Regions from separate parts of the Homo sapiens genome. Here region 2 is linked to region 1. A link is a loop called in an ENCODE intact Hi-C map of the cell type or tissue named here. Cell type or tissue: prostate gland. All regions are shown on one strand. Links, peaks and the distances in the headings refer to the core of each region. The heading gives the core; the rest is flanking DNA. Region 1 overlaps TTLL5 (tubulin tyrosine ligase like 5). Region 2 holds the start of TGFB3 (transforming growth factor beta 3).

The links. Hi-C counts contacts between places; a loop is a spot of excess contacts. Peaks named below come from ENCODE experiments on the same cell type or tissue, not always from the same donor. Only the 100,000 strongest peaks of a DNase experiment are listed, where the experiment ranks them.
Region 2: it touches region 1 in a loop (2.3-fold over the local background); 7 of 110 quality-filtered maps call a loop at or near these places.

The regions. Positions count from the first base shown.
Region 1 is chr14:75,822,646-75,838,930 of GRCh38, reverse strand. The region is part of intron 28 of TTLL5 (tubulin tyrosine ligase like 5); the gene reads right to left. It also overlaps the pseudogene RPS2P43. Among named protein-coding and RNA genes, the nearest start is that of TGFB3, 150 kb to the left of the region's middle. In prostate gland, for the core only: no CTCF peak of the experiment used is centred there; no DNase peak of the experiment used is centred there; H3K27ac peaks cover 4,540 bases.
Region 2 is chr14:75,971,879-75,988,163 of GRCh38, reverse strand. TGFB3 (transforming growth factor beta 3) reads left to right here and starts at 6,169. Exons shown (of 7, transcript NM_003239.5): 1 at 6,169-7,622. The coding sequence starts at 7,271. It overlaps IFT43 (intraflagellar transport 43), which reads right to left and starts at 2,401. Exons shown (of 9, transcript NM_001102564.3): 1 at 2,324-2,401. The coding sequence starts at 2,377. RefSeq lists silencers at 2,111-2,420, 5,375-5,494, 5,625-5,864 and enhancers at 2,247-2,748, 5,535-5,594. In prostate gland, for the core only: a CTCF peak has its summit at 8,722; DNase peaks (open chromatin) are centred at 7,073, 8,213 and 8,705; H3K4me3 peaks cover 3,227 bases; H3K27ac peaks cover 3,659 bases.

The DNA of each region.
Region 1 (16,285 bases), core at 10,971-15,970:
TTGTTACCATAAGGGACTACAATGGCTACATCAGTCTGGATAATTGCTCCAAGGAGGCGGACAGTAGCATCTGTGGGGTTATCACCCTGCTCTCCATCATCCCCATGCAGCAAGGATCCAATGGAACAAGATCAGCAAGCTCCACACTCTGCACTGCAAGTGACTGGCTGCTGCGGCTCTGTGCTGATGTGCCTCACCCTCGCCCCCAAAGGCACTGTCAACATCTTAGGTCCTGCACTCAAAAAGCTGCTGCTTATACCTGGTACTCATGACTGCTACACCTTAGCCAGGGGTTGCACCACCCTCTGAGCAACTGTGCCAAGACTACCTTTGATGCCACCTCCAAGATCTTTTTGTTTTTTTTTTTTTGAGACGGAGTCTCGCTCCATCACCCAGGATGGAGTGCAGTGGCACGATCTCGGCTCACTGCAAGCTCCGCCTCCAGGGTTCACGTCATTCTCCTGCCTCAGCCTCCCGAGTAGCTGGGACTACAGGTGTCCACCACCACACACAGCTAATTTTTTTTTTTTTTCTATTTTTAGTAGAGATGGAGTTTCACTGTGTTAGCCAGGATGGTCTCGATCTCCTGACCTCATGATCCACCCACCTTGGCCTCCCAAAGTGCTGGGATTACAGGTGTGAGCCACCACGCCCAGCCGCCACCTCCAAGATCTTTAGCTATCTGACCTCTTACTTCTGGAAAGATTGTGTTTACCAAATCACCTAATTGGGAATTCACTGGCCATCTAGTAAAGACCTGCACCAGAGCCTCTGTGCAAAGGATGCAGGCTCCAACTCTGGCTACCATGTAGTGCTTTTATATAGGAAAAATAAAGTGAATAATTAATTTAAAAAAACACAATTAACATACTATCCAGCAATTTAACTTCTGGGCATAAACCAAAGGAACTGAAAACAGGGAGGTGAAAAGATATTTGTACACTCATGTTTGTAGCAGTTTATTCACAATAGCCAAAAAGCAGAAGTAAACCAAGTGTCTATCAAGATGAATGAGTAAACAAAATGTAGTGTGTGTGTATGGGTGTGTATACATATATACACACACACACTCCCATACACACACACATATATCTAGATATACACATATATATATGTTTAATGAAATATTTTATATTATTCAGCCTGTAAAAGGAAGGAAATTCTGACACATTATAACATAGATAAACCCTGAGGATATTATGCTAAGTGAAATAAGCCAGTCACAAAAAGATAAGTACTCTATGATTCTACTAATAGAGATACCTAGAGTAGTCAAAATCATATAGATAGAAAATACCACAGTAGTGTCCAGGCGTTGGGGGGAGGGAAGAATGTAGAGTTATTGCTTAATGAGTATAGAGTTTCAGTTTATCAAGATGAAAAGAATTATGGAGATGGATGGTGGTGATGATTGCACAATGTGAATGTACTTAATGCTATTGAACTGTGTACAGTTCAAATGGTTAAAAATGGTTAAGATGGTAAACTTTATATTGTGTTTTACCACAATTTTTAAAATAATAATTTTTTAAATGATGATATGTGATTTCCAAGGCTAGGTCATAAAAGACATTGTGGCTTCTACCCTACTCTCTGTTGAATTACTCATTCTGAGGGAAGTCAGTTGCCATGTCATGAGGTCATGTAAGCAGCCAGTGGAGAAGTCCATGTGGAAAAGTCCATGTAGTGAGAAACTGAGGCCTCCTGTCGACAGCCAGCATGAACTCATTACGCATATGAGAGTGAAACATCATGGAAGTGGATCCTCTAGCCCCAGGTAAGCCTTCAGATAACTGCAACCCTCTTGGCTGACACCTTAACTGCAATGTTATAAGAGAATTTGAGCCAGAAACACCCAGCTAAGCTGCTCCTCAATTCTTACAGAAACCTACAGAGGCTGAAATAATAAATGTTTATTATTTTAAGCCACTAAATGTTACAGTAATTTGTTTTGTTGCAATAGGTAACCAATGCAATCACATTGATAAATTTTAAAAAGAAAAAAATCAGCTTTAAAGCATTATCATGTCATAGTGGCCTGCTCTCCTAACACAGCACAATTTAGGGCATATTTTCATGATGGTCTATCACTGGATTACAACACATCTCTTCATTAAAGTCTTGGGAAAGAGGCTTCAACTTTTCTGTGTTGAGAAAACTTCACAGGTGTGTAAAGTTTGATCAGTATGTATAATATATTTGATTACATATATTTTATTTTTATTTTTCATTTTTTTGCATACATAGCAGGTGTATATACTTATGGGTTATATGAGATATTTTGATAAAGGCATGCAATGTGTAATAATCACATCAGGGTAAATGCAGTATCTATCCATCACCCCAAGCATTTATCCTTTGTGTTACATACAGTCCAATTACACTCTTTTAGTTACTTAAAAATGTATAATTAAATTATTTTTGACTACAGTCACCTTGGTATGCTAGCAAATACTAGGTCTTACTCATTCTATTTTTTTTTTGTATCCATTAACCATCCCCACTTCCCCCTGTCACCCCTAACCCCCATTACCCTTCCCAATCTCTGGTAACCAGCATTCTACTCTTTATCTCCACAAGTTCAATTATTTTGATTTTTGGCTCCCACAAGTAAGTGAGAACATGCAAAATTTGTCTTTCTGTGCCTGGCTTATCTCACTTAACATAATGACCTCCAGTTCCATCATGTTGTTGCAAATGACAGGATCTCATTCCTTTTGTGACTGAACAGTACTCTACTATGTGTATGTATCACATTTTCTTCATCTACTCATCTGATGATGAATACTTAGGTTGCTTCCAAATCTTAGCTATTGTGAACAGTGCAGCAACAAACACAGGAGTGCACATATCTCTTCAATATACTGCTTTCCCTTCTTCTGGGCAGATACCTAGGAGTGGGACTGCTGGGTTGTATGGTAGCTCTATTTTTAGTTTTTTGAGGAATCTCCAAACTGTTCTCCATAGTGGTAGTACTAATTACATTCCAACTAGCAGTGTAGGAGCCTTCACTATGCTCCACATCCTCGCCAGCATCATTACTTGTCTTTTGGATATAAGCCATTTTAACTGGGGTGAGATGGTATCTCACTGAAGTTTTGATTTGCATTTCTCTGATGATCAATGATGCTGAGTATTTTTCATATACTTGTTTGCCATTTATATGCCTTCTTTTGACAAATGTCTGTTCAGGTCTTCTGCCTATTTTTAATTGGATTATTAGTTTTTTTCCTACAGAGTTGTTTGAATTCCTTACATATTCTGATTATTAATCTCTTATCAGATGGTTAGTTTGCAAATATTTTCTCCCTTCTGTGGGTTTAACTACATATTTTAATACAACATAATGGTTCTCTTTGTCAGATGAAATGTTGAGCTGGTTGGCTCCTGTCACATGGTATAGAGCAGAGTCCATTTGCAATACACAAGAAGAGAAGCATAACATCAACCTGGTGACAAATAGAGATTGTGTGTTTACTACAGTCTGAAGAAACTTTGTCCTGTGAGTATATTAGAGTCTAATGAGGGCAATAAATAAATAGCAATACTCAAAACAGCCACATGGTCCTGAAGGATGACTGAATGAGGAGTATAACTATAGACACCTAATGGACACTGGGAGACAATGCTCTACTTTAATATTGATTCCACCAGGTGAAATTTACTGGGTTGAGTATTGTCTTGCATCTTTTGATCCCTTCAACTGTGTTGATCAAAGTTCTTGTATGTGGAAGTGTGTTGCAAAGACATGAAGAATGACAACTGCTGCCATAGCAGGTTTTTGGCCAGCTGAGTGCTAGGGTACCTTACTAGAGGAAGTCAAAGCTCAAATTGTTTTGTTTGTTTGTTTGTTTGTTTGTTTGGAGACAGGGTCTCACTCTGTTGCCCAGGTTGGAGTTAAGTGACACAATCATGATTCACTGCAGCCTCAACCTCCTGGGCTCAAGCAATCCTCCCACCTCAGCCTCCTGAGTAGCTGGAACTACAGGCACATGCTACCATGCCCGGCTAATATTTGAAATTTTTTGTAGAGATGAGGGTCTCACTATACTGCCCAGGCTGGTCTCAAACTCCTGGGCTCAAGTGATTCTCCTGCCTCAGCTTCCTTAAGTGCTGGGATTACAGGTGTGAGCCACTGTGCCCAGCCCAAAGCGCAAGTTCTAATGATGGTAAGCATGCTGAATTGTGGTTCTTGTTAAAGGAAAAAGTCCTGACCTAATCCATCTACAGAATAAAAAAGTTCTTTTTAAATGATGGTGTGTGACTTCTTGTAGTAGGCTAAAGAACTGCCCAGGTAGAAGTCCGGTCTGTGAATTTTGGGCATAGGTATGTATTTAGACTGCCTGGGATGGCAGGGAGTAAAAAATATACAGAGTAAGGGGTAGAACTGGGCTAGATCCACAATGGTAAAAAGTGTTTGCCAAATAAGAATGGGAAAGGGAAGGGGAAAGACAGTGAAAACATGAAAACATAGGTATAAAGATGCAGAAATGTTTTTTAAAAACTCCCTTGATTTCTTCATTTCACACTGATTAAAAGGGCTGACAATGGGATAAAATCCCTTTAACATGGCATACCAAGCACTTTAACTTTTCAACTTTCCCACTTTATCCTCAACCACATACTCCCCTACTTGAATGTGATGCTCCCACAACACTGCACTTCAGGTATGCTCTTCCATACCTCCCTGCCTTTGCACAAATCTCCGCCATTTTCATCTAGTAAAAAACCAATAATTCACTCTCTGCAAAATCAATCCTGGTTTTCCTCTGATTTAGCTTGTTCCTCTAGGCCCCACATGCCTTTTACTAGCATGTTTTTTGTACTGTGACTTATTCTTCACAGTGATGATTTCTTCCCTACTGGACTAACCATTGAGACAGTGAGTTCATCATTACTGGTCTTTGTACACTCAGAGCCTGGTAACATTTTGGTCATGTAATGTCTGTTGAATGAAAAATGAATGAATAAATGAACATGCCTCTATCTGGGATAATAGCATACTTCACCTAAAGAAAGGAAACTCAAACAAATAACCCTTTGAGGAGTCAGAGAGATCAAATGGAAAATTTATCAGGCAGAGAACTAGAAGCCCTGGATTCCACTCCTTACTTTATCACTAGGTAAGCATGAGAATTTGCACACTCTACTTCATTTCTCTGGGTCTCCATTTTTAACATTTCTAATGTATGGGTATGGGTAAGGGTAGATGACATAGAAATGTTTACATGGATTCCCACTTACTGGGCACGTACTCTATGGCAGGCATTATATATAGTAAAAGTGCTTTTCTTATGCCATTTAGTTTTCATTTGCTCCTGAGAACATCCCTAGGAAGTAGGCATTTATTCTCTATTTTAGAGATAAGAATATTAAGTTCAAAGAACTTGCCCTAGGCAAAATAGCTAGTGAGTGGCTAAAAAAAGAAGGAATCCAAATTGGTCTGCCTCTTAACTACATGCTTTCAAACATTAGGTCATAACACTTACATGGAAGATCTTCGATATTTTAAAATAAAAAAAATTGGGAGCTTCTCAGGCCATATGATAGTCCCAAAATGTGGCAGCACTTATTTATCCTATTCTTCTCTGAGAAGGAGCTGCCTTCAGATGCTGGGGACTGGGTGACAGGAGGGTGAAGATGTACCGAACAGCAGAGTCTTGAAATATGAAACAGCCTTTCTGGATGAAAGGTCAGAACTCAGAGAACGAAAGAAAATGCAGGATGAAATGATATGAAAGAGGGAGGAGGCTAGGGGATGGCCTGGCAGAAAAATAAGCACAGGGAGAGGAACGCAGGAAGTGAGGCTGAGAGGTGCTGATAAGGGCATGGGGCTTGGCTGAGGAGAATGATGAAGGCACCTGGTGTTCCTGATGGGCAGAGCTGCGGGAGGCAGGTGGCCACGCTGAGGAGACTGGCCCACCAGTACAGCAATTCCCGCTGAAACTGGGAACTGGATGGACAAGCCTGCTGCCCTAAGAACAGAGGTGGTTAAAAGAGAGAGCTCAGCCTGGGCCTGATAGGAGAAGAAGGGAGACTTAAGAAAACAACCACCCCACAGCTCCAAAAGGAGGAGCTTGCAGACTGAAAGAGAAGCGATGACAGACAGTGCCTGGAATGGACCGTTTAATGCTTTAAACCTGTGCCAAACTAACTGAGTAACGTGAGACTAAACTGGTGATTTACCTCAATTCTGGGAGAGATTAGTCTTTGTACATCGGCAGCAGAAACAAACATTACTATTTTATAGTGATGAGTGTTATTAGTACTGAAAAGACCCAATCATGTGTAATACTTTACAGTTTACAAAGCACGTTCACATATGGGATCTCATCGAATTCCCATGACAATCCAGGCATCACTTTCCACATAGCAAAATTAGGCTTTGGTTTTGTCAAATGATTTGCCCCAAGTCAGGTGGACCTGTGGCTGGCACCTAGGTCTTCCCATTCCTGGTCCAGAAATAAAATGTAGCTTACATCTCAGGAAAGAAAGAAAAGACAGTTAACTACACAAAAGAACATACACTAAACTCCGAGAGTGGAGTTCAGAGGAAGCAGCAAATTTGGGGGCAATTGGGAAAGGCTTCAGGTGACTGTAGACTGGATAGGAGAAAGGGATTACTAAGAAGGCAGGGAAAGCACAGAGGCTGGGCCTTAAAGGTGTATTCTACCTCCCCAGCCCTTCTCCTCCAGCATAGCAGCTGCAAGTGCAATCATTTAACAAATATTTATTGTTGACATTGTGCTCAATGCCAAGGAGCCAATGGTGAGCAAGAAGTTTACTCTGAGACCAGCAGTATCCGGGTTACTTGCTGTGGGGGTGGGGGTGTGTGTCATCTGTTCTTTCGTAAAAAGGGAGAAGTTCTAGCCTCAAGAGTGACACCCCAATCTATCACAGAAATGTAGGACCTCCAGTTTTTCAAACTGTACTATGTTCCCAAAACAGAAGAGGACTCTACCCCTCCGTTGGCAAGTGATCAGAAACGGACAGAGCTGAAAACAGGGCATTAAAGTGGCTATTTCATATCAGAGTCATAGTAAAAAGCAAAAGCCAAAAGCCAAAAGGGTTGTGTTTAGTTCCTTACTCCACAATTTTATATTTGCCCTCCCAACAGCCAAGCTCCATTGTGTATACTATGCACACACAGTAAAGAAAAAATGTGATATGGGAACACAGGGAGAGTCTGCAAAGTGCTGAAACAGCATACCTGGCAGCTGCTAAAACAAAACTTCAAAGATTTGGCGTCTCTGAAAAGCCATCAGGCAGGACCCCACCCACTCCCCCTGCTAGCCACGGCTTCCCTGGGAGCTAGTACACGTAACCACTTCCGCATGTTTGGCTCTGTTCCCCAGAGTTACAGCAGCTCTAGAAGCCATGTCAGAACCTCCAGCCAGGCAGGTGGGGGTGGCGGTGGCTGTGGGCAGTAGAGGGAGGGTAGAGAAGCAAGACTCCCCCAACATCTAGCCATGGACACATCTCAGAAAATAAAAAGATAATGCTGGGATCTGCTTTAAAAACCCCTTCCTCTCAGTTGGCCTAGCTCTGATAGGTTAAATACTAGTTACACTGAAGCTCTGATCTTGTGAGATTCCCAAGGCATTAGAATATTCCCCTTCCAGGACCACAAATTAGTTCAAGAACAGCATCTGTAGTAAATCTCCAGATCTAAACAAAAGAAGCTCAAGACCTACAGAAGATCCTAAGAGGATATCAACAATGTACCTTTCTTAGAAACTCATTCCTTTTTACTTTTTATTTCACTAACCAAGTTTGAGTCTTTATTACATCTTCTGGGTCAACTATCCAGTCCTGAGCTGTCCAATATGGTAGTCATGAGCCACGTAAGCTCGTTTTGAGCTTTTGACTTGTGGCTTTTATGACTGAGAAACTGAAATTTTCATTTTATTTAATTTTAATTAAAACTTAAATATACACATGTGGCTCGTGGCTACCATACTGGACATCATGGTGAATTATATCTCTCAGGAGCATGATTCCAATAGATGAAAGGCATTAAGGATGAGAAATCCTAATAAGATCTGCTTGGGACATCAGGGAAGGTTGCAGGAAGACTGCAATAAACTGAGCCCTGTGTGAGAACAGGATATCCATTCACTCATGCTTTTACTCAATATTTGTACATCAATAAGTTCCTACTGCTTACCAAGGCACTGGGATACAATAATGAATAAGACAACATACACTTAAGTGAAAGAGTGATAGAAAGTAAACAGTAAACAAATAGAATAAGTGCTACAGAATGGCATAAGTGAGGATGTGGTGATGGGAAAATATACAAGGCTTATATATTTGTGTTCCAAAATATTATCTTTCATGTTTCATTAATTATTTTAATGAAAAAATAAAAACTGTATATATTTATGGTATACACCATGATGTTTTGGAATATGTTATACATTGTGGGATGGCTAAATTGAGCTAATTAACACATGCTTTACCTTACATATTTTTGTGTGTGCTGAGAAGAGTTAAAATCTACTCTCTTAGTGATTTTCAAGTATATAATACATTGTTATTAATTATAGTCACCATGTTGTACAATAATAGGCTTACTTTTGATCTGTTGACTTGGCTGACACTGAACTTATGAAGAAGAATGCAAGTGGTAAGGTGGACTGGACCCAGATGCAGGTGCTCACTTTGGAAATCAGGCCACAATTTTTGTTTTTGTTTTTGTTTTTCACATTGTGGTGTGTTGGATCCTTTTCCTTCTTCTTGAAAAAATTTGTTTTAATTATCCAAGTGACCAAAATGTCAATACAGGAAATATTTAGAATACAGAAAACAAATTAGAAAGACTCAGACTTGAGAGGTAGAAGCCTAATTATGCTATATCCCCAACAATTTATCCTTAGCAATACAGCCAATATCTCACTATTTCTCTAACTTTTCTACTATTTCTCATTTAGTTGTGAACTTGGAAGAAAGGAGAATGATTAATGATACTTCCTAATTCCCCCACACCAACTTCTAGGCTTTTATATGAACTAAAAAATCTCCTTTACGGATATGCCAGCTTGATTTCAGTTTCTATCACTTGAAACTCCAAGTGTTTTGACTAATACATTATTTCTGACACACTGTCTGAGCCAGACTGGCTCCCACTTACTGTCCCTGCAAATACCTTAAATATCTTGCACATTATCTTCTTTTTTGTTCCATTTCTTAACCTATCCGTAGCCTATACACCTGGGACTGAATTTACACCCTACCTTAAACTCTTCCTCTGCAGAACCTTATATTTTCACCCAAGTCTTTAGTATCTTTTTTGAATTGTGAACTCATCTGAACCCATATGCTCTTTTAAAATCACTCGCTTTCTGTGTTACATGAAAAAAAAAAAAAAAGTAAATGTATAGGACAGTATTACTCAACCTGAGGATGGCAAGAATGAAGACCTTTATGATGATTCACTTCTGCTTAATGAATAGTAAATGTATTTCTCTTCCTTATGATTTTCTCAATAAATTTTTTTATTCTCTAGCTTACTTTTTAGTAAGAATACAGTATATAATACATACATTATATACCATATGTGTTAATTACTGTTTATCCATAAGGCTTCTGGTCAATAATGAGCTATTACTAAGAGTATGGATTACAATTCTTTGATCCTCTCAGATTCTCACATAGTGCCAAGCACCAAATATATGTGCAATTATCTCTTAAGTGATGAATATCAGCCTGTTGGCCTATCCAAGCCCCATCTACCCTTCCAGGTTCAACTCACACCTTTTCTTTTCCATGAAGTTTTCGCCAGCTTCTCCAGCCAGAGTGATAAATTTCTCCTCGGAACTCTCACCACTTAAGAAAAGGTTTTCATCTTCCTATTCAATAATTAAGCACATATTGCTTTATAGTACTTGCATTAGTAAATTTTATGATCAGTAATTTTCCTTCTTGAGGACAGGGATTTGTCTGATACCTCCTTCAGGGCCCAGTCTCTCACACTGAGGAGATATTCAGTAATTTTACATGTTAACTTTTTGAGGATAACATTACTGTAACAACTATCAGATGAAATCATTTCCTAGCTGAAACATTACTTACTACCAGTTTCACCCTTGCTTTTGCACATATTTTAATTTACTAAATATTTGTTGAAGAAGGTAACAAAACTCTTTTTGAAGCTTATATTTCAAATGTCAGTACTGGGCTCAAGCAGCTAGTAAGATATTTGAGAGTATTCAACAGTATAGGCAGGGTCTTTCATTTACTTAGTTTTACTTGGTGCAACCCAGTTTCAAAAGAATGTACAGTTGACCCTTGAACAATACAGGGGTTGGGGTGCCAACCCCTGCACAGTCGAAAATTCAGGTACAACTTCTGACCCCCCACAAAAACTCAACTACTAATAGCCTATTGTTGACCGGAAGCCTTACGGATAAACAGTAATTAACACATATGGTATATGATATATGTATTATGGGACTGTATTCTTACTAAAAAGTAAGCTAGAGAATAAAAAATTTATTGAGAAAATCATAAGGAAGAGAAATAATATATTTACTATTCATTAAGCAGAAGTGAATCAGCATAAAGGTCTTCATTCTCGTCATCCTCAGGTTAAGTAAGCCGAGGAGGAGGAGGAAGAGAAGGGGTTTGTCTTGCTGTCTCAGGGGTGGCAGATGATGGAAGAAAAGCCACATATAAGTAGATTCGAGCAGCTCAAACCTGAGTTATTCAAGGGTCAATTGTGATTTGATTTCCTCTAGCCTTTAAGTACATCCAATTTACTAACCTCTTTATGGCTGCCTTACCTACTATGCCAGAAAGCCTGCTTTTCTCATCTAAATCCTTTTAAATTATAGTCACATCATTGAGATGCACCCATATTTCATTCTCATCACAGAAAGATAGCAAAACTTATTTTTAAGATCAGCCAGGCCAGGTCGGGCACAGTGGCTCACACCTGTAATCCCAGCACTTTGGGAGACTGAGGCGGGTGGACTGCTTTAGCCTGGGAGTTCAAGACCAGTCTGGGAACATGGTGAAACCCCCTCTCTACAAAAAATACAAAAATTAGCCAGGCATGGTGGTGCACACATGTAGTCCCAGCTACTTGGGAGGCTGAGGGAGGATCGCTTGAGCCTGAGGAGGCAGAGGCTGCAGTGAGCTGTGATCATGCCAATGAGCTTCAGCCTGGTGACAGAGTGAGACCTTGTTTCAAAAAAAAAAAAAAAAAAAAAAAAAAAAAAAGAACCAAGCCAAATGTGGTATTGATTATTGGCTCTGAAGTGAAATTAATATGAATCTTAGCTTGATAATTCATGAAAACCATGAGTAGTCCCTTTACTGCTCCTGAAGCATACGAATGGTCCAAGCAGGACGAGAGTTTGTAACTTATAATGAACACCTGGGCCTGCCATATGTTGTGACATTTCAAATCCCTAAGCTCTCATACACTGCCTCTCTCACTAGCTTTGCACACATCACCCAAAGAACAGTTGGCTCCCTATTTAAATAAACATTTAAAATTTGGCTTTTCCTAATTATCTTTCTTTACGAGCATTTTAATGATTTATAATAACAGTTTTAATAAGTGGGTACTTACTTCACAATATAAATAAATAATGTCAACCTTAGTATTGTGATTACATATTACTGCTTTCCCTGCTATAATACTGTATTTTATTGTACGTGAGTTACGGCCAGTTGACTCTAAACTGTGTCCCAGTGTAGCAAATACCATATACCAAGCAAGTACAATTTTGTTTCTTTCAAAAAAAGGGAACTAAGACTTAGCTACTAAGAGCCTATACCAAAACTTTGTCCCACAAAGCAGCTTCAGGAAAGAGAGGACTTTTATTCCTTTGCAGATATATAGTTCTATAGTTTTATTTTATGAAAGCATAAATACAGGGAGTTTTTTCTTATTAGCATCTTAACTCCTGAGACCTCTTAAAAAAGAGCATTGATTTCTTAGCTGTACTGGGTAGGTAATACGCTGAGAGTCTTTTAGCAGCGAGAAGGGCAGGTGGGTTAGTTAAAGGATCAGGAAAACTGGCTGGTTTTCCTTCTAAATTTGTTGAGTCAATACTAGGTAAGCTTTAAATATGGATCATCAATGTTCTTCTACATGAGTCAGAAAGAAAGACTGTGTTTCATCACGCCTGTGATCTTCCCAGGCTCTTCCAAAGCTGGTAAACCAGTTAACTTGAAGGGACAGAAGCTGATAGAAAAACCATGCCAGGAGAATTAAACTAAATTATAAATAAAACAACTCCTATAATTTCCTAATTCTAAAAACAGAGTCTCATTTAGCTTAGTGTAAGGAACTTTGTCATAACCAGGCCTCTTAAAACCAAAATAATCATCCATTTTGTAGAGTTACAAAATTATAAAGTAAACAGTTAAATAAGATTAAACAGTTAAATAAAAAAATTATTTGACCAGTAAATAATTTTTGTGAAACTATGGGGTTCTCTTTTAAATCCTTACATACTCTTTTTTTTTTAACGTTGTAGTTAAAAAAACACACACATAATTTAAAATGTACCATCATAACCATTTTTATGTGTACAGTTCAGGAGTGTAAGTATATTCACATAGGTTTTGCCTCTAACAAAGACTCGTGTGTGTGTGTGTGTGTGTGTGTGTGTGTGTGTGTACGCGTATCCTAAGGAAATAGAAGGTGGTTTATCATTAATACTTCAAAGCAGTGTGGAGTGGAGTGAGAGAGGCAAACTTAACTAGAAAAACTGACACTGGCAAACTGCAAACACTGCATTCCATGCTTTATTCTGACTTGTGGATAAGAAAGATCCACGTTTTTCACTCCTGACACTCGGCCCCAGGTTCCCGAACCTATGCTACCTAGGCCCTGGTATGACGTCCAGCCAGCTATCTTTGACAGATTTCCTAAGCTTCCCAACGTTCCTTTATTAGGCAGAAGCCAATCACTTTTGCTCTTGGCACAAACACTGACAGCACTCAGCTCTCTCGGTGAAGGAGGAACTGTAGAATCTGTCACAGAGCTTGAACTGATGCAGCGTATAACTCTTGAGAGGTTACGTGTCTGGCTGAGTGAGAAAAGTAGCAGAGAAAATTCAGATGGAAGTACAGGCCTTTATCATACATGTACTGGAGAAATCGTTTTCCTCAGGGGAAGGAATAGTGAGAGTTAAGACTCAGGAGAAAGGTGAGGTAAACTTTATTTTATGAAAGAGAAGAAAGAGGCATAAGGAGTGAAATATCACTTCTACAGGACTCTGAATATGAATTTTTTTTAGTCCCCCCCACAAAAAGTAGTTTCTCTTTGATTGTGCTCTTTGGCTGGAAAGCATTGTTTATATAACAGGATAAAGTACAAAATTATAAGCTCCAAACTGCTCCAGAGAAAAGCTCTCCCAAAGCTCGACCCCCAGGATAGATGGAAAATATGAGTGTTTACTGGCTGGAACATTGAGCTGCAATGGAAATTTCAACATTCAGGAGACAGCAGAGAAAAAGGGCCTGCTGAGTAGAAAGAAGCTGACCTCCAACCAAGGGGTCAAAGAAAAAGGAAGAGTCTCTTGTTGGCCCCACTCTGATGCCTTCCCATCCTCGGCTAGAAAGGCCAGATTTCTGTTATCCAGTCCCAGGAGCGTACTGCACAGGGTGATGGCCAGAGTGATGTAAACTAGGTACTAAACTAAGTGGTGAGCAATACCATATCCCAAGCAAGTTCAATTTTAAGTTTCTTTCTTTCTTTCTTTTTTCTGGAAAGGGAACTGAGAGTTACCAAGAAACCTACACCAAAAAAGTAAAAAGTAAAAACCATGCTGGCCACTTTCACATACACAACTCAGTTTAATCTTACAACAACTTAATGAGGTGGGTTTAACTATGTGCATTGAAAAAAAGATGGGGAAATTATGGTTCAGAAAAGCTAAGCAACTTGCCCAAGGTCACACACTTAATAAGGCAAACCTAGGTCTGTCTGACTCTAAAGTCCCTTCTCTTCCCACCATACTATGCCATCTTCCTAACAGAAATTGCTGGGCCCATTTCCTATAAAGGTAACATGCTTTTCAAGAAAGAGAAGTATTTAAAGGACTATGTTCAGAATAATTCCCTTATAACAGAGGCAGAGGATAAAAACAAAACCTTGCCATTTGGCCACTAAGTAATTTTTGTGGAACTATGGAGCTCTCTTAAATCCTTACATACTCTTCTTTGTTTAAAAAAAAAAAAAAAACACATAATTTTAAATGTACCATCTTAACCATTTTTACATGTATAGTTCAGGAGTGTTAAGTGCATTCACATCATTCTGCAACAGATTTCTAGAACATTTTCATCTTTCACAGCTGAAACTCTATACCCATTAAACACTAATTCCCCCTCCCCTCTTCCCCCAGCCCTTGGCAACCACCTTTCTACTTTCTGTTTCTATGATTTTGACTACTTTAGATGTTTCGTATGAATGGATTTGTCCTTTTGTGACTGGCTGGCTTCACTGAGCATACGACCCTCAAGGTTCATCCGGGACAGGACTGACTCCTTACATGCCCTTCTTGACACCCTTTCTTCAAATTGTCTATCCCATAAAATTCAGATCTTTGTCATATGCCCCCTGCCACTGCTCTGATTGTTTCATGTGTATACACTCCCTTTCCCTGCCAGACAGTAGCCTCTTAGTGATCAAACATTATGTCTTCAAAAGTCTTTTAGGCCCTACCCAGCACCCAATACTGTGCTGAGAACATGGAAGATATACCCTAGAGAGTAAATTTTGAGATTGGGAACCATTCTGTTTTATTTACTGCTCCTCCCCAGCAACTAACACAATGCCTGACATATAGAAAATGCATAAGACATATTTTTAAAGGAAATTAACAAATTCAGTATTTCTGAGGACTGACTGAGAATGAAAAGATGAGAAGTTAGAGACCTGAATCTCCAGCAACATTTCTAAGAATAATCTAAAAGAAGGGAGGAAAGTATTATTAACTAAACTAGAATCAGAATCTCTGAAAAATGTGTACCTTAAAATTACGCAAAGCAGAATACCAAGCTATTTATAATCTATTGTTGAATAAGAGGGCAGAAGGACAGGGTGACATCGAAAATGGTTCCAACTTCTCAAGATTTCCCACTCCTCGGTGGCATTTCAAGTTCATACAGATGTTCTCTAGACAATGGGAGCTGGCCAGGTGGAGCAGCCCATGCCCACAATGTCTTGTCCTATCACAAAAAAGTAGGAACAAACTCACAGCTGTGCTCTTTCTGCAAATTCTCCCATCTTTCATATCGAGGAACAGACAAATGCCCAGGATGCATGTGTGAAAAAGCCAGAGGTGGATAAAAATAATTCAATGACAAATGCTGGAAAAACATACAAAGGGGCAGGAGCCAGACATTCGTGGGATTCCCTGACAGCTCGATCCACAAGGAAGGGCTGGACTGGAAAAAAACAGGGCCTCAGGTTCCTGCCAAGCTGTCTGAGGCCCTGTTCTTCCCAAATCATTCCAAGCAGCAGCCAAGACTTTACAGTAACCCTTCCATGTCTCACAAAGAAAAACGCACTAAGAACCCACTGAGTGCTCCACACCTAGAAAATCCTCCCTGATGCAGTCCAATTCCATGGAAGGCTGGCAGTAATGATGAGATGGCTCTGCACATCAACTTTCAGCTCCTAATGACTTCCCATGTACCCCAAAAATGGATAATTAAAAGGCAGCTTGAAAAATCTAATCTTTCTCATTGGCTAAAGAAAAGTTAACACACCCACGTATCAGCACCTAGAAACTGAAAACATCACTTTAAGGAAGAGAGAGGTCATAAACACTTGGTACCTGCATCCTGGAGTCCCTACTGTATAATTCTAAGTCGGCCTTGCTTGGAGGCACACCTCAGGCTTCTAAACATGTGACTGTATTTGGCTCTAACTACTTTCTCTTCCGGAGAATGGCCTGCAATTAATCTCACTTATTACCTCTGAAAAGTAACAACAGAGGGATGGCTGGCCAAGTCCAACTCCAGAGTGTCTAGGGAACTGCAAGCTACATGGCCAGGCCTCAGACTGTCTGGGCAAGTCGTGGGCTCTTTGCCTTCTTCTCCCACAACAAAGCCTGAATAGGACTCCAGACAGACCAAAGGAACCAAGGGATTTGAGGCGCTGGGCTGAGCTTACACTGACCCAATGGGAGACGACAACCCTGAGGCTACATTTGGGGTGATGTCAAAACAGCGGGAGAACAAGGTCGTTTGATGAAAACTTGTGTGATCCATAAAATTGGGAACAATAGCAACACCATAGGGAAATGAAAAATAACAC
Region 2 (16,285 bases), core at 6,788-11,787, 150 kb before region 1:
AACAGCTATAGAGATGGCAAAAGAAAATTCTATTTTCTACCCAAAGAAATGCAGTTACAAATTCCTCTAGAATGGGCAGATACCTCATGCCACAGGTCAGAGAAGAAGGTGGTAAATGCTCCCATGTTCCTACGCAGGATTTTAGGAAGGCTTAATTTCAAATCTGCAGCTTGGCATGAAAATCATTATCAAACAGGCTTTTGGAAAGAATTCCTAAATTCCATGGTAAATGGAAAACAGCATTTGCTCTGATATGTACAGTAACTGGGTTTGCCTTTACAGACATTAAGGGAAATCTAGTACAAGAATTTTGAGACATTATCTTTGGAAATCAGAGCACTTCAAAATTCTTGGCCATCAAATGAATCATTTGCAGGTGTTTCCCAAGGCCCTCCGGTGGAGACTCTGCCTCTAAGGCTTCCCAGCACATAAACAAAACTTTATTTAGTCAGACTCTTGGGTGCTGAAATATTTATACTTTTGCTTACTTTGTTTAAAAAAAACAGCATTAATATAAGCACTTTTAGATCTCATTTAATGTGGCTTCCTTTGATTCTCACAATAATGGACAGAAACTGAGACTGCTGTCATTTTACAAAGGAGGAAACTGAGGCCTAGGAAGGTGATGAAGTGGCTGACATAAACCTAGGAGCAAAGCCTTCTGATTTCAGATCCTGGGTTTCCTGGGTGCTTTCCACTCTACCCTGCTGAAACTTGTTTTAAGATGTTCTAAGGACTGACTGCCCCACTAAACTGAGAGGGGTTACAGAAGAGCTCGTAAAAACTCTTATGCAATGTCGACACTTCAAATTGTAGTGTCATTTAGGTTTCAGGGATGGTGGAAACAATCTTTCTGATAATAAGCAGCTTATTTTCTTCTCAAGTCAGACAATTCCATCCCTTCACCATGGTTGCCCTTTTCCATTTGTCACAGCACTGAGTATCTGAATACAGCATCCTACATATGGCGGTTGTGCTAAAACAAAAATTCAATGATCTTGTCGCTAAATGCTGTTCACAGGTGTTTTCTCTAATAATTTTTAAGTATTTCAAGGTTTTAAACTTTTTGAAGACCCTGTATAGATCCATAGGGTAGAAAAACTTCTTTACTGCCTGATTTTTGTGTATGTTAAATGTAGTCTATTTATTGCCCATCTTCTCCCACTACAACATAATCACATGAGGGCAGGAACTTTGCTTTATTCATTGCTGTATCTCCAGCACCTAGGACACTGCCTGATACACAGTAGGGGCTCAATAAATATTTGTTGAATGAATGAATAACTACATTCACATCCCCAGGTACTAAAAAACATTCACGTATCAGCAGGCCTGGTGACCTTCAAAACACTTAGAGATTTCACAGCAGACACTAAAGACTTGCTCTGGGGCCCAATCTTTTAGTAAGTGCGATCCTAACCAGTTTTAAAGATAAAAAGGCCTGATGGGGGTTACAAAGGAGGAAGGTAGACACTGAACTTGGGTCTTGAATCTAGCTCCATTATTTACTAACTATAACGCTGGGTAAACCACAGCCTCATAGGCAGCAGTAGCTAACCTCTTCTGACCTCTTCCGTGATAACATATGCCAAGCACTGAGTTACACGCTTCCCATGTATTGTTGCATTTCCTTTTCACTGTAACACCTCCATTCTAGGCATAAGGAAACCAAGGCTCGGAAAGGTTAAATCGTTTTTTAGGTTTTTTTTTTTTTTTTGAACCCAGGCAACAGCTCTATGCTCCATCTGGCCTCAGTGCCTGAGCACCTAATCACTCCCTCACGTTACAAATCGGTCTTGGTTTCCTTAACTACTGAGGTAACTGAGGTTAACTCCCACCTCCCCACGGGGATTACCGGGAAGAAAGGCCGTCCCTGCCTGCCTCCCTTCCATGCATAAAACAGTGCGGCTTTTGCAGGAACTTCTGCGACGAGGTGTCCCAAAGGAAAAACTCTAGGATGGGAGCGAGTGCGACCCCGGCCGGGGCTCCCCTATCACCCTGTGATCGATCTGTTCTGGGGAAGTTCGCACTCGGGGCTCTAGAAAACGGAGAAAGGCTCGGAAATTTCCCACGGTCCTAGACGCCGGCGGGGACAGGGTGTTTTCTACTTTCTGAGGATTTTAAAGAAAGCAAACCCCAGGCCAGCAGCGGCGGAGCCCACAGTGGCCTGGGGGCGGGGCGGTGAGGCTGCCTCCTTCTGGGCCTCACCCGGCGCGGCGCGAGGCCTGCCGCCCTGAGTCGCCTCAGAGAAGTCGGGGCCGGCGGGGTCGCTCCTCCCCACCCGCCAAATCCTGGCCCCCAAGGCCCCCGAATTGGTCCTCACGGAGGTAGCCAAGCTGTAGCGAAGCTCCTCGTCCAAGTCGAGCAAATCCTCCATCTCCGCGGCCGCCTGACGTCACTTCCTGGAAACCGACTGGCCCAGACGCGTCCCTGCTAACAGCCCCGCCCCTCCACCCCAATTTTTAAAGGGTACGCAGCATGGTTCCTGGATTCTGTGTGCCATCCTCCAAACTACCGAATCTTTCTTAAATCTGCCTTGCTTGACATCTGGAAGCAACCTCCGGTTATTAAAACTCGCCAACGCTGCTCCTGCGAGACGGTAAAATAATTTGGTCGTTAGGAACTGTCTGTATTTGTAGCTCTGTTTAAATATATCAATATATTAAGTGCAAAGCACTACTACTGCTATACTGATGCCTCCCACTTGTACAGCTCTTTGCAAGGTACAGAAGGCCGTCACAGTTATTGGCTTAACGTGAGGGGCATTAACAACCTTGTGTGGGAAGCAAGATAAGTGGTATTGTTTCCATTTGACAGATGAGAAAACAGGGAATCAGGTGTAATAAATGGTTTACCATGAATTATGGAAACTGCAATATACATAATCTCTGCCTTCAAGAAGTTTACAGAGAGGCTGAATCAACACATCAAATAGCTGAGTAGTAATAACTTTCAAAAGTACAAATATTCAATATCTCATTAAATCCCAATAATCCCGCAAAGTGAGTAGCAGTAGTATCTCTAACACAACAATAAAGCACACTGAGGTACAAAGAAGGGGCTTGAGGAAAATCACCTAAGTGCCAAGCAGCAGAGCCAAATGCCCTTCTGACACCAGACATTACTGGAGTATTTATCTCCAGCACATACTACTGGGTGCCAGCCATTCTCCTAGGCTGGCAGAGGGAGATGTACCACAAATTCCCAGCCTAATGGGGCATTTAAGTTGCGTCTTTGTTGACTCTTCATATGAGATCTCCAAGTCAATATCACTGGCCAGGTCCCTGACACTGGTTGGCTGAGATCCATAGGAGATGGGCTGATAGCCCTGAAAGCAAACAACATTCCAGTATTATGTTGAGGGGAAGGCCTGGATGGACACAGGTTAAAAGCAAGGATTCGGAAGTGGGAGTAGCACCCCTGAAACCTCATTGCAAGCATTTCTTAAATATCCAGTAAATCACTCAGTTCAGTCACACATGTTACTGGATAGGACTGTGTGTTAGCATGCCTGTGACAGCAAGAGCACTGGCCTGGATATCAGAAGAGCTGTGTTCTCATCTTAGCTCTCCTGAAAACTACCTGTGTAGTCAGAGCAGAGCCCTTTCCGCTATCAGTTTCCTCCCTTGTAATTACTTTAGAGATTATCTCTAAGATCCTTTGTTAACTTGCTTCTCAGTGAGAATACTTTGTTAGATTTTAATCTGAAGAAACACTCATTGCCAAAAATCCAAGACAGATGAAATATAGGCTCCAATGAATCCCTTGTTCCCTTCTTCTTCGGCACCAGATGAGGAAGAAGGGATTAATCTTTGGATTTTTCCATTTCTTGTAAGCTCACAGCATACGACCATCACCTTATAGTCAGTTTCCAGACCTTCACCCCCACTTCTTCCCCAACTTGCTGAAAACAGAAGGCAAATGGTCCTCACTCTGGGCAGAGAGGTACCCTGCAGTAGTAGCTTCCAGAACTTGCTTAGCACCTGAATCACGTGTGAGGTTTGTAAAGAAACAGAGATGCCAGGGCCTCAGCTCTGGAGACTGATTTGGTAGAGGTGGAGTCCAAAAAAGTATAACTTTAATAATTTTCCTTCCTATCTTGCAACTGTCTGCTCAAAGGCCTTCCCTTATCACCCTATTTGAAACTGCAACATCCCCCAACCTAGGCACACCCCATCCTCCTTCCCTGCTTGATTTTCTGCCACACCACATTTGTTTGTTTGCTTGTCTGTTTGAGACACGGTCTTGCTCTGTCGTCCAGGCTGGAGTGCAGTGGTGCAATCTTGGCCCCCTGTAAACTCTGCCTCCCTGGCTCAAGTGATTATCCTGCCTCAGCCTCCCAAGTAGATGCCTGCGCCAACATGCCGGGCTAATTTTTCCATTTTTTTGTAGAGACTGGGTTTCGCCGTGTTGCTGGGGCTGGTCTCGAATTCCTGAGCTCAAGTAATCCTCCTGCATGGGCCTCCCCAAATGCTGGGATTACAGGCGTGAGCCACTGCACCTGGCTCAGCACTTTTTACCGTACTACATCATTTACATATTTATTTAGTTTATCGCCTCCTCCACTGCCCCACCCCTGCCTCTAAAATAAAATTTCCCTGAGGGCAGGAGTTTTGTTTCGTTCACTGATATTCTTCACAGAGCCTAGAATAGTGCCTGGTATATAGTAAACATTAAACTTTTTCTGAAATTTCAGAGGCAGTATAGCATAGTAATTAAGTCCAGAATCTGGCAACGTCCTGGGTCCAAATCCCAACAGCTGACACCTAATAACTATGTGACCTTGGGCAAGTTACTTTTAAAGTTTCTACCCCTAGGTTTCCCATTGGTTTTGCAAATGAAAGTAATGCCTACCCAAGCTAGATAGCCTGTGTAAAATATCGCCTCCATCACTCACAAGCAGTGTGGTCTGTAAAAAAAAAAACAAAAAACTCTATGCCTCAGTTTCCTCATCCGTAAAGTGACCCACCGCTGTGCTGGGATACAGAGAACAGCCCCTTCAGTTAGTGGCCTGGAAGCCAGACCTCTCAGAAAGGGTCCAGGAAGGCTGGAGTGAGATGGGGTGGGAGCGGCACTCACTCTCAGGAAAGTTCAGTTCAGAGGCAAGCCCTGTGTTGCGGGGTGCGGGGAGCCACGTGCCCTACCCTCCCTTGGCTGCTCGTGGGAAAAGGCCTAGAGGTTCGGGCCGAGAAGAGGAGCGAAAGCACAGAGCCGACTTCCCCTCACCCATCTGGGAAATGGGCTCGGGCCAACTGCTGACTTCGCGCTCGCTGGCGCAGCTCCCTGCGGAGACCTCGGCGGGGAGGGAGGCTGAACATCTGGATGACATTTCTGCGAGAGCGGCTCCGGAGCGGCGGTCGGGGAGGGAGAGGTGCGCTCGTGCGCACGTCGGGCCGGGAGGGAGGCGATTCCTCGGGGCCTGGGTCTTGTTTTTCTCGCTCTCTACCGCAGCCCCTTCTCCCGCCCCTCAGCCCCCACCCCGCAGCCCCCAGCCCCCGAGCCTCCCCGGCTCCCGACCAGCCGAGCTCCTTCACTGGCGGCCTCGCCTCGCCAGAGGGCACCCTCGATCTTCCGGAAAACGCCACCATTTTTCACTGCCCCTGGAGCGTCTCCAGGCTTCTGCCCGCCTCCCGACTCCGATCTTGTCAATGAAGAATCGGGCCAGGATCGCCGCGGAGCGGACGCCGACCCTCCGACCCGGCTCGCAGGCTGGGAGTCCCCTCTGCGAGGCTGGCATGGCCGCCCCTACCGGGTCCCGCGCCCTCTGCGGACCCTGCCCCGGGTTGGGCCTGGCCCGCGGGCGGCCCCGGGACCGGGGGACCAGGAGGGAGAGTAGACGCGGGCCGCGGACGGCGCGGACTGACAGCTGGCGAGAGGGCGCCGGGGCTGGGGGAAAGGGAGGGAGGGGGCTCATCGGAGTAACTTTCCAGAAAAACAGCCAACGTGTGGCAGGAGTGATTCCAAGAGGGGAAAAAAAGTTCAGCTACCACGTCGAACGAGAGGACTCGCAAAGTATTTTTCAAAAGGGCTCGGCTTTTCCTGTGCCTGTTTAAAACATTAACATCGTGCAGCAAAAGAGGCTGCGTGCGCTGGTCCCTCCCTCCCCCACCCCAGGCCAGAGACGTCATGGGAGGGAGGTATAAAATTTCAGCAGAGAGAAATAGAGAAAGCAGTGTGTGTGCATGTGTGTGTGTGTGAGAGAGAGAGGGAGAGGAGCGAGAGGGAGAGGGAGAGGGAGAGAGAGAAAGGGAGGGAAGCAGAGAGTCAAGTCCAAGGGAATGAGCGAGAGAGGCAGAGACAGGGGAAGAGGCGTGCGAGAGAAGGAATAACAGCTTTCCGGAGCAGGCGTGCCGTGAACTGGCTTCTATTTTATTTTATTTTTTTCTCCTTTTTATTTTTTAAAGAGAAGCAGGGGACAGAAGCAATGGCCGAGGCAGAAGACAAGCCGAGGTGCTGGTGACCCTGGGCGTCTGAGTGGATGATTGGGGCTGCTGCGCTCAGAGGCCTGCCTCCCTGCCTTCCAATGCATATAACCCCACACCCCAGCCAATGAAGACGAGAGGCAGCGTGAACAAAGTCATTTAGAAAGCCCCCGAGGAAGTGTAAACAAAAGAGAAAGCATGAATGGAGTGCCTGAGAGACAAGTGTGTCCTGTACTGCCCCCACCTTTAGCTGGGCCAGCAACTGCCCGGCCCTGCTTCTCCCCACCTACTCACTGGTGATCTTTTTTTTTTTACTTTTTTTTCCCTTTTCTTTTCCATTCTCTTTTCTTATTTTCTTTCAAGGCAAGGCAAGGATTTTGATTTTGGGACCCAGCCATGGTCCTTCTGCTTCTTCTTTAAAATACCCACTTTCTCCCCATCGCCAAGCGGCGTTTGGCAATATCAGATATCCACTCTATTTATTTTTACCTAAGGAAAAACTCCAGCTCCCTTCCCACTCCCAGCTGCCTTGCCACCCCTCCCAGCCCTCTGCTTGCCCTCCACCTGGCCTGCTGGGAGTCAGAGCCCAGCAAAACCTGTTTAGACACATGGACAAGAATCCCAGCGCTACAAGGCACACAGTCCGCTTCTTCGTCCTCAGGGTTGCCAGCGCTTCCTGGAAGTCCTGAAGCTCTCGCAGTGCAGTGAGTTCATGCACCTTCTTGCCAAGCCTCAGTCTTTGGGATCTGGGGAGGCCGCCTGGTTTTCCTCCCTCCTTCTGCACGTCTGCTGGGGTCTCTTCCTCTCCAGGCCTTGCCGTCCCCCTGGCCTCTCTTCCCAGCTCACACATGAAGATGCACTTGCAAAGGGCTCTGGTGGTCCTGGCCCTGCTGAACTTTGCCACGGTCAGCCTCTCTCTGTCCACTTGCACCACCTTGGACTTCGGCCACATCAAGAAGAAGAGGGTGGAAGCCATTAGGGGACAGATCTTGAGCAAGCTCAGGCTCACCAGCCCCCCTGAGCCAACGGTGATGACCCACGTCCCCTATCAGGTCCTGGCCCTTTACAACAGCACCCGGGAGCTGCTGGAGGAGATGCATGGGGAGAGGGAGGAAGGCTGCACCCAGGAAAACACCGAGTCGGAATACTATGCCAAAGAAATCCATAAATTCGACATGATCCAGGGGCTGGCGGAGCACAGTAAGTCCAAATTCTCGCTGGGGTGTCTGCTCTGGAGGGTCTGAACTGGAGCTGGGAGCTCTGCAGAGGGGGGCCTAGTGCTGGCCACACAGCAGGGTGCCCCAGGATTCACCAGCACCAAGGCTCAGGATGTGCGATGCTCCTCCGTTGGGGCTGGGGAGGTGGGTGGGGAAGGAGATAGAGCCATTCTGTTAAGAGCCGGCGCTTCTGGGAGGCCAGGAGCCCTGGAGCTGAGTGGCTTGCTGAATTCACATCACATCCTTGACTGATTTTAATTTGGAATTACATTGTGCTGTCCAGGGAAACATATGTATTCTTGCACATGCGATCGTATCAGTAACTGTAAGCATCTGGGTGCCATAAAGGGGAAGGCCGGCTCTGTCAGGAGCCCTTACGGTTCTCAGTGTGGAGACCTCATCTTCTCCCTGCTTTTCACAACTCATTGTGACACGTCTCCGTTTCAGTTTTTCCAGTTCTTGGGAAGAAGAATACCTGCCCCAAATTAATGTCTGTCAAGCTTTTTGAAGCCCAGGCAGGAGACAGCTTCTTGCTGCCTGGGCCCTTTGGTCTACCCCACCCACGTGACCCACGAGACCCACGTGAGCTGTGTGTGTGGAAGGAAGAGGGTATGCACGAATGTTCCCAGGGCCGTGTACTTTAGGGTGACATGCAGTCTTGTGCAGTAGACAGATTCATGTGCTCAAAATGGGCGCCCTCCAGGCCGGTGGGCACGGGGAGAGCGGGTTTTGGCTGTGGATGCGTAGAGGAGGCTGGCGCCCTTTGTGTCTGCGTGTCACGGGAGAGCGGGTGGAGGGGTGGCAGTGGGTGCATGGTGGGGGGGGGGGATATGTCTGGGAGCCTGCCGTCCCAGGAGGCTCTGTCTGCATGGAGGAGCCGGGCGGCTTCTGGGCGAGATGTCTGTGTGTGTTGGTACACGTGTGGAAGTCATATGTGTTTACTGAAGGGGATTTTAAAAACCTCAATACAAGAGAGAGAAATTTGGCAGATGTTGAGAAACTGACAGCCCAGGAAAGAGGAATGTGAGCCACTCGTGGGCCGTAGACTCCGGGAGCAGCTCTGTTTGCTTTTCCTACCAGCAGGTGTCCTCGCCGCCCTGACTACCTCAGCCCAGGCCCACCTGGGAGGTGGGCAGCTCCTGGAGTGGGGTGGAGGGCATGGGATGGAGCTGGCAGGCAGGGGAGGGTGGTCAGCAGAGCACACAGCAAGGGGTGAAAGGAACCTGGCTGGAGAGAAGGAACAGGAGTGGGTACCGATGGGTGGACCAGCTCTGGCTGGAGGTGCAAAGGCCCCGTTCACGGCTCCACGCCAGGCAGAGGAGCCTGTGGTTACTGGCGAGGGGTTCCCGCTCCAGCTTCCTGTGGCTGCCTGGAGCGCCTTTCTTCAGGATGTGGCTGCCATGTGGGGCGGAGGCTGGAGGCCGATGCAGAGCTACTACTCCCTGCCCAGGGTCTCTGGGTGGGGCTGGCTCAGAGACCCACAGTTCCCAGAGGCACCTAGCAGCTCGATGGCCAAGGCTCCAACTCCCTGGGAACCCACCAACGCGGGAGATAGTGACCACAAGCATCAGAGGAAGGTCGAAATCTGAGGCCGGCAGGAGAGGTGTGAGGAGAGTCCAGGGCAAGAGGGCAGGACTCAGACCTTCATGGTCTGGGTCAGCAGGAGGAGTCCAAGGGAGGAAGCATTCTGAGTCACCAGGACCCCCCCATCCCGGAATCCTGAGCTGAGAATGAATGAGCCACGTGGAGGCAAGGCCATGCAGGTGCAAGTGGACACTGATTTTGTGCAGACTCAAAGCACAAATAGCAGATGTCCTTGGGAAAAGCCCGGGCAGGGCCCCATAGATGCTGGGCAGCTTCCAGGCTGCAGTACCAAGACCTTACAACTGCAACAGATGGGTGGATGTGGGGTTATGGAGCAATGGTCTGGCCTGGGGCAACCCAGCACAGTGAGCAGGATGCTGTTCAGGATGCTGGGGAGGAGCCAACGTGCGATGCTATGAGGCTCACAGGTACAAACCGGAAGCAGGCAGACTCTGCAGCTGTTGGAGGTGACTTGGAGGCTGAGCAGACGGACCTGGGCCCGCCCTGCAGCTGGTCGGGTGCTGAGCCCACCCCAGAGAGGCAGACACACAAGGCACACTAACTATAAAGAAGGCAGTGGGCAGGTGCTGAGCAGGAGCAGAGAGCCATCATCAGGGGCTTGCAAGGCGGCGGGGCGGGGTGGGGGAAGGAAGCCTGTCTTTAACTCATGAGGGCAGACAGGGGTGACACCAGGTCTGTGGTGGGGCACAGCAGGGTCTCAATGCCAGAGCCTCTGCTGGGAGGTCATGAGATCACGTTCTGTTCCATATTTCCTCACTTCTGGCCACTTCCCTGACCCAGTGAACATGCATTCAAAGGAAAGTGACAGTAGGAGCCAGGGCAAGGAGATAGAGGTCCCTGGAGAGGAAAATGAAAGAGGAAATACTTTTTAGTAGTGCAGGAGAAAGGGCACCAAGGTGAGAGCAGAGAGGAAGGCCTTTTCCTAAATAACCTTTTCTCCCTGTTTTACAGATAAGGAAACTGAGACCTGGATTGCTTAAGTAATTTGTCCAAAAAGAGCAGGGACCCTAACCTAGACATTCTGTGTGCAGGACGCATGTAGTTAAGCACTCATTTATATGTAAAATACACGTTGTAAGTGTTACCTTTAACCTCCTTTAACCTTTAGGGTTCAGTAGAACTTTGATTTATAACATAAATGAATCATGTGTTGGACCAAGCAGGAGAGGTCAGAGTTATTATCTTAGTAACCCAGGTGGCAGATTGCACAATGATAACTGGATTTGTTCTTCCTTAGCTCTGCATTTTTTTTTTTTTTTTTTTGCCCGGGAGATTCATACTGCCACAAATGTTCTCCCTAATTTAATGAAGGAGTTTTCTTTATTTAATGAAGAGTCTCAAGCAGGTTAAGCAACCGCAGCTACGTAAAAGTGACCTCTCTGAGCCTCAGTTTCCCCAGCTGTAAAGTTAGAGATGATTTCCAAACTCCTTTTCAGCTGAAAGAATTTTATAATTCCATCTGGGATGAATCAGCAGAGCCTCTATTGGGGAGTATGGGCAAGACTCTGTAATCCTTTTTCTAATTCTCCAGGATTTTACTGTCGGGAGGGAGTAGAGAGTTTCTCTGACCCCATGTGATGGGAAAGGACACAGCTTTTTTACTTCCGTTGTCATCCCTCTTACAAAGGTATCACCAATGTAGGTGTCATTTTATCTTCTGGCTTGTAATTATCTGTCTCTGTTCGGAGACTTGTTGTTTTCAGCCAAGGGCAGCGCTAAGACAACCAGCAAACCCAGAGTTTCTCAGCAAAGAGAAAACTCTATATTTTAGTCTTTGTTCTCTAGCTGCTAAGTGTAGATTTTGTTTATTCTGAGAATTATTCTGAAAATCATTTGCTCCAAGGGCCAATGCCCTCTGCACAGTAGAGGTCAGCACTTCTCCAAGTGTGGTCCAGAGGAAGCTGGAGGTAAATGTAGATTCCCTGGTCCCACCCACCCTTATAGAATCAGAATCTTGAGGGGGTGGAGTCTTGGGGAACCTGTATTTTCGACAAGCTCCTTATGGATTCTTAAGCACATTGAAGCTTAAGAGTCAGTGAACTAGGGCGAAACTTTTCTTAGAGGGATGGCAAACACAAGTGCCTACAGAGACCCGGCAGGAAATGCAAATGATCTGGAAGAAAAGCCACGGCGTCATGATAAACTGCACCAGGACACTTGGTCTTGGGGTCAAGAAGAAAGTAGGGTGTGTGAGACAGGGAGAGGGAGGGGACCTGGAGCCCACGTGCCCAGCCAAAGCAGCAGCCAGCCTCAGTTCTTGCTGGGTTTTGCATTGAGGACTGTGGGTCCAGCTTGATTAGTTCTTCCCGTGTCCCAGAAAAGCAGAAAATCTGGATCTTTCTGTGAAGTGTTCCAATTTTTAACATGGGCTTAAAATGTTTATGGGCTTCTAACTCAAAATTTTTAAAGGTGTTCCATCAGCGAAACAACATGTCTAATTCATTTAACGGTTAATCAATAGAAAGCTCACACCATTAAAGCAGTGGTTTCTCAAACTTCCAGAACATCTAGAAGCCATGGTGCCCTTTGCAACACATTATAATCTGTGGTTCTCAACCCTGGCTGCACGTTAGAATCATCTGGAGATCTTGAAAAAAATATGCCGTGGACCCCACTCACTCCAGTGTAGTCAGAACTGCTGGGGAATGGGTCCAGGAATCATTTGTTTTTAAAGCTTTCCAGGTGATTCTAATGTGCAGCCAGGGTAGAGAAGTACAGCCACACTGATAAATATAGTCCCTTCACTAGAACCAGCAGAAATGATATATACAAGCAAAGGCACACCTAGCCACCCAGGTGTCTGAACACATTTTAAAAGGCAGTTAACTAAACATGGTCAGCTATTTCCTGGTTTTTCCATGCATACTGTACATGAATATTCTTTGCTTATGTTTTGCCCCGTTAAACAAAATAGAGAAAATGGCATTCACCAATATATATTTTTTCTGTGCAATGGAAAAAGTTGCTCAAGATTTAATTTGTAAAGGTGGGACCCCCTAGTCCAGCTCTCAATAATACTAGTGTTCTGTGAGGCATGGCTTAAGAACCACAAACTCGTTTGCAGTGGGTCATTGTCTGAGGCATAGGTTGACACTCTAGGCCCATTTAGTGGAATCTTGCCATATTTTGTTGATGAAACCATCTTCACCAGATGATCTCCCAGATCCCTCCCAGCTTGAAGAGTCTCTGCTTCAATAAATGAGGTATGTTCAGAAGACCTGGGTTCAAACCCCACCTCCACCACCTTCTAGTTATGTGACCTTGGGAAAGACATTTAACTTTTTGAGGCTCAGTTTTCTCATTTGTCAAGTGATAAATTTTACATGTTTTCATTCTTCTCAGGGGTTGTTAGAAGGTCACATGAAGTAATAAAAACTCGACAAAACAAGGTGGTGCTATTACATTTTGCTTATTTATGTATACGATGATTCATTCCACAGATTACTTAAAACATCATTATTCAGTGAATTTGATTGTCAAGAAGATTGTATGTACATTTTCTTTGATCTCCCAGGCAATTCTTTTTTTTAATTAATTTTAATTTTAATTTTTTTGACAGAGTCTCACTCTGTCACCCAGCCTGGAGTGCACTGGTGCAATCTCGGCTCACTGTAGCTTCTGCCTTCTGGGTTCAAGTGATTCTCATGCCTCAGCCTCCCGAGTAGCTGGGGTTACAGGTGCCCACCACCACACCCAGCTAATTTTTGTATTTGGAGTAGAGATGGGGTTTTGCCATGTTGGCCAGGCTGGTCTCGAACTCCTGACCTCCAGTGATCCACCTGCCTCGGCCTCCCAAAGTGCTGGGATTACAGGCATGAGCCACTGTTCTCGGCCTTTAAAATTTTTAATTTTAAATAATAGGGATAGGTCCTCCCTATGTTGTCCAGGCTGATCTTGAACTCCTGGGCTCAAGCAATCCTCCCGCCTCAGCCTCCCGAGTAGCTGAAATAACAGACATGTGCTACCATGCCCAGCTAATTTTCGTATTTTTTATAGAGATGGGGTTTCACCATGTTGGCCAGGCTGGTCTCAAACACCTGAGCTCAAGCAATCCACCCACCTCAGCCTCCCAAGGTGCTGGCTGGGATTACAGGCGTGAGCCACCATGCCTGGCTGCCAATTCTTCTTCTTCTTCTTCTTTTTTTTTTTTTTTTTGAGATGGAGTCTCACTCTGTTGCCCAGGCTGGAGTGCAGTGACACAATCTCAGCTCACTGCAACCTCGACCTCCCAGGTTCAAGTGACTCTCCTGCCTCAGCCTCCTGAATAGCTAGGATTACAAGCATGCACCATCATGCCTGGCTAATTTTTGTATTTTTAGTAGAGACGGGGTTTCACCTTGTTGCCCAGGTGCCAATTCTTTTTTAATCACTAGCAATTGTGTCCTAAGCTTTGCTTGCTAGTGTCAAGTTGCTTGTGTCAGCTAACTTCTGAGTGACTCTGGCCAAGACCCTCTAGACAGCCATTTCTTCCTCTGAAGAGGGTTGCGCCACATGACTCCTGATGTCCCTTCTAATCATGGGAAATCTATATATCCCAGTAATAGAAAAATGACCTTTCCCACCTCTTTCTTGAAACCTTAAAATTCTCCCCAGGATGTGTTCATCCTGGGGAGCAGATTATGATTGATAGGCTGGAAGAAACCAAAGAGGACGGCCACTAGGGTGTCCTGAGAACTCTCTTAGCTCATAACTTTCCCCATCTCCTGGCTTCCCACTGCCTTGACCCACTCTGACTGTCTCACCAGCAAGTGCCATTTTCCATCTCCCTTCTTTTTTTTCTGAGATGGAGTCTCACTCTGTTGCCCAGGTTGGAGTGCAATGGCACCACCTCAGCTCATTGCAACCTCTGCCTCCTGGGTTCAAGCGATTCTCCTGCCTCAACCTCCTCAGTAGCTGGGATTACAGGCACGCACCACCAGGCCTGGCTAATTTTCATATTTTTAGTAGAGACAGGGTTTCACCATGTTGGTCAGGCTGGTCTCAAACTCCTGATGTCGTGATCTGCCCACCTCGGCTTCCCGAAGTGCTGGGATTACAGGCGTGAGCCACCGTGCCCGGCCCCATCTCCCTTCTTTTTACAGCAAGGTGCATGTTGCACTGACTTACCCTTTATTCCTCTTGTAGTCACTGGAGCTGTGTTATTTATTTACTTTATTAATTTATTTATTTACTTGAAACAGAGTCTCCCTCTGTTGCCCAGGCTGGAGTGCAGTGGCACAATCCTGGCTCACTGCAATCTGGACCTCCCGAGCTCAAGTGATCCTCCCAGCAGGTGCTATTGTAACTGAAGCCATATCAATAACAGCTCCTTCAAAACCCAGCTCTGTTGTCCTTGATAGGGTTGCCAATGCAAGTAGCTTATCCACATTCAGAGTATTACAAACTTGTAAACTTACACATTACTTAACTATCACTGATTTCTCTCCTTGGTTCTATCTGAAATGGTTTAGGGAATCGTTGGCAGTATCTGTTCTTTCAAAGCCAATTATTAATCAGGGCTTCATTAGACAGCATTCACACATTTGTTTTCCTAACATCTGTTCCATTAATTTTCTAAGAACCAGCGTCAGGCCCACCAGATGGCAATTTCCAGAAACACTCACTCATCCTTTCCTGAAGATCAGTAGCGCATTTGCTTGTTTCCAGGCCTCTGATCCTTCCTGCCTTGTCTGTGACTTCCTCAACAACCCCTCGGGGTGATTATAAGCTCATTCCAGCCATGTCCATTATGTGTGGAATCTGGGTCTATGAGCTTGAATTTCAACTTCGGGCTATTGTTACCATTTGTGCAGAAAGTTTTTCTCTGGGTGTTAATACTGCTCAGACCTTGAGGCTGTCAAGTGTACAGGAGCAGAGAAAAGACAGGCTCTTTCTCTTTCTCTGGCTCAGAGGGGTGGGAAAGAGCATTCGCTGCCCACATCTTGTGGACAGGGATGAAGAGGCCAGCAGGTGACAGCGTCTGGCATAGCACGTGCTGTCAAGGAAAGAGAAAGGAGCCAATGGTGACACACCAGCTTGGTCAGAGGAAGCATCTGTGTTTCTGCCAGGCTCATGATGTGGGCTCTTTGCTATATAAGCCCTGCTTTATTGGGTCTAAAACACAAGGTTGAGATGTCACTGCACTGCTCAAACACTTTCAGTGACTCCCTACTGTTAATGGGTTAAAATTTAACCTTTTAGTCTGACAGGTGGACCCCAATCTATCATCTTGCCCTTTCTCACCTGGCTCCCACCTGCTGTTTCGGGCCCCTCTTACTCATTTGCATTTCCTCCCCTCCCTGCCTTTGCTTCCAGCAGTCACTCCATGTAACATTTCTTTCCTCCCCATCCTCAAATCCTCTCAATTTTCACCCCTTCCGTGAAGTGCTCCTTGCCATTTCCCTCCTTTGATTTCCTGCAGCAACTCCTGGACTTCTCTGAAAACCACTGGTTTCCTGTCGCTCCCCTCACCTGTGCTCCTGCATTGTGACATCTTCCGGGGCACTCTGTCCTATTATTTCTCTCTAGTCCTGTTATTTGGGCCCATGTATTAATACCCCCCCTTAGATATTAACCCATAAGCCTGAGGCTGCACTTTTTTGAATTTTGAAATCAGACCTTGGCCTTGACCTTGAGCAGCAGGATATAAATAACTCTTACATGCTTAGCGTTCCAATAATGGAACACCAGGCATAAATGGGTTTTAATCCCCTTGAAGGCAGGGGTTGTGTCTACTCATGTTTTGCTTCCCAAGGTTAGCACTATGCTTGGCATATAGTAGCTGCTCAATACATCTTTGATAAATGAATGAATGCCCAGATGAACAAACACACGAATAAATCAACTAGCTGTAAGATATGTAAACTACTAGGTGCTGATATCTTTCTAGAATCAGTATTTTCTCAAAAAGTAGGAAAAACGGGTTGGAAAACTTACCAGAACTGAGATGTCAAGGCAGTGGGAGGAGGGGGCAATTAGATTTGACTGGCCAGTCTAGTGCCATGTTGTGGAGCTCTGAGGCCACACTGCTCCTTGCTCAGGACTGTGTGTGATTCTAGGGCC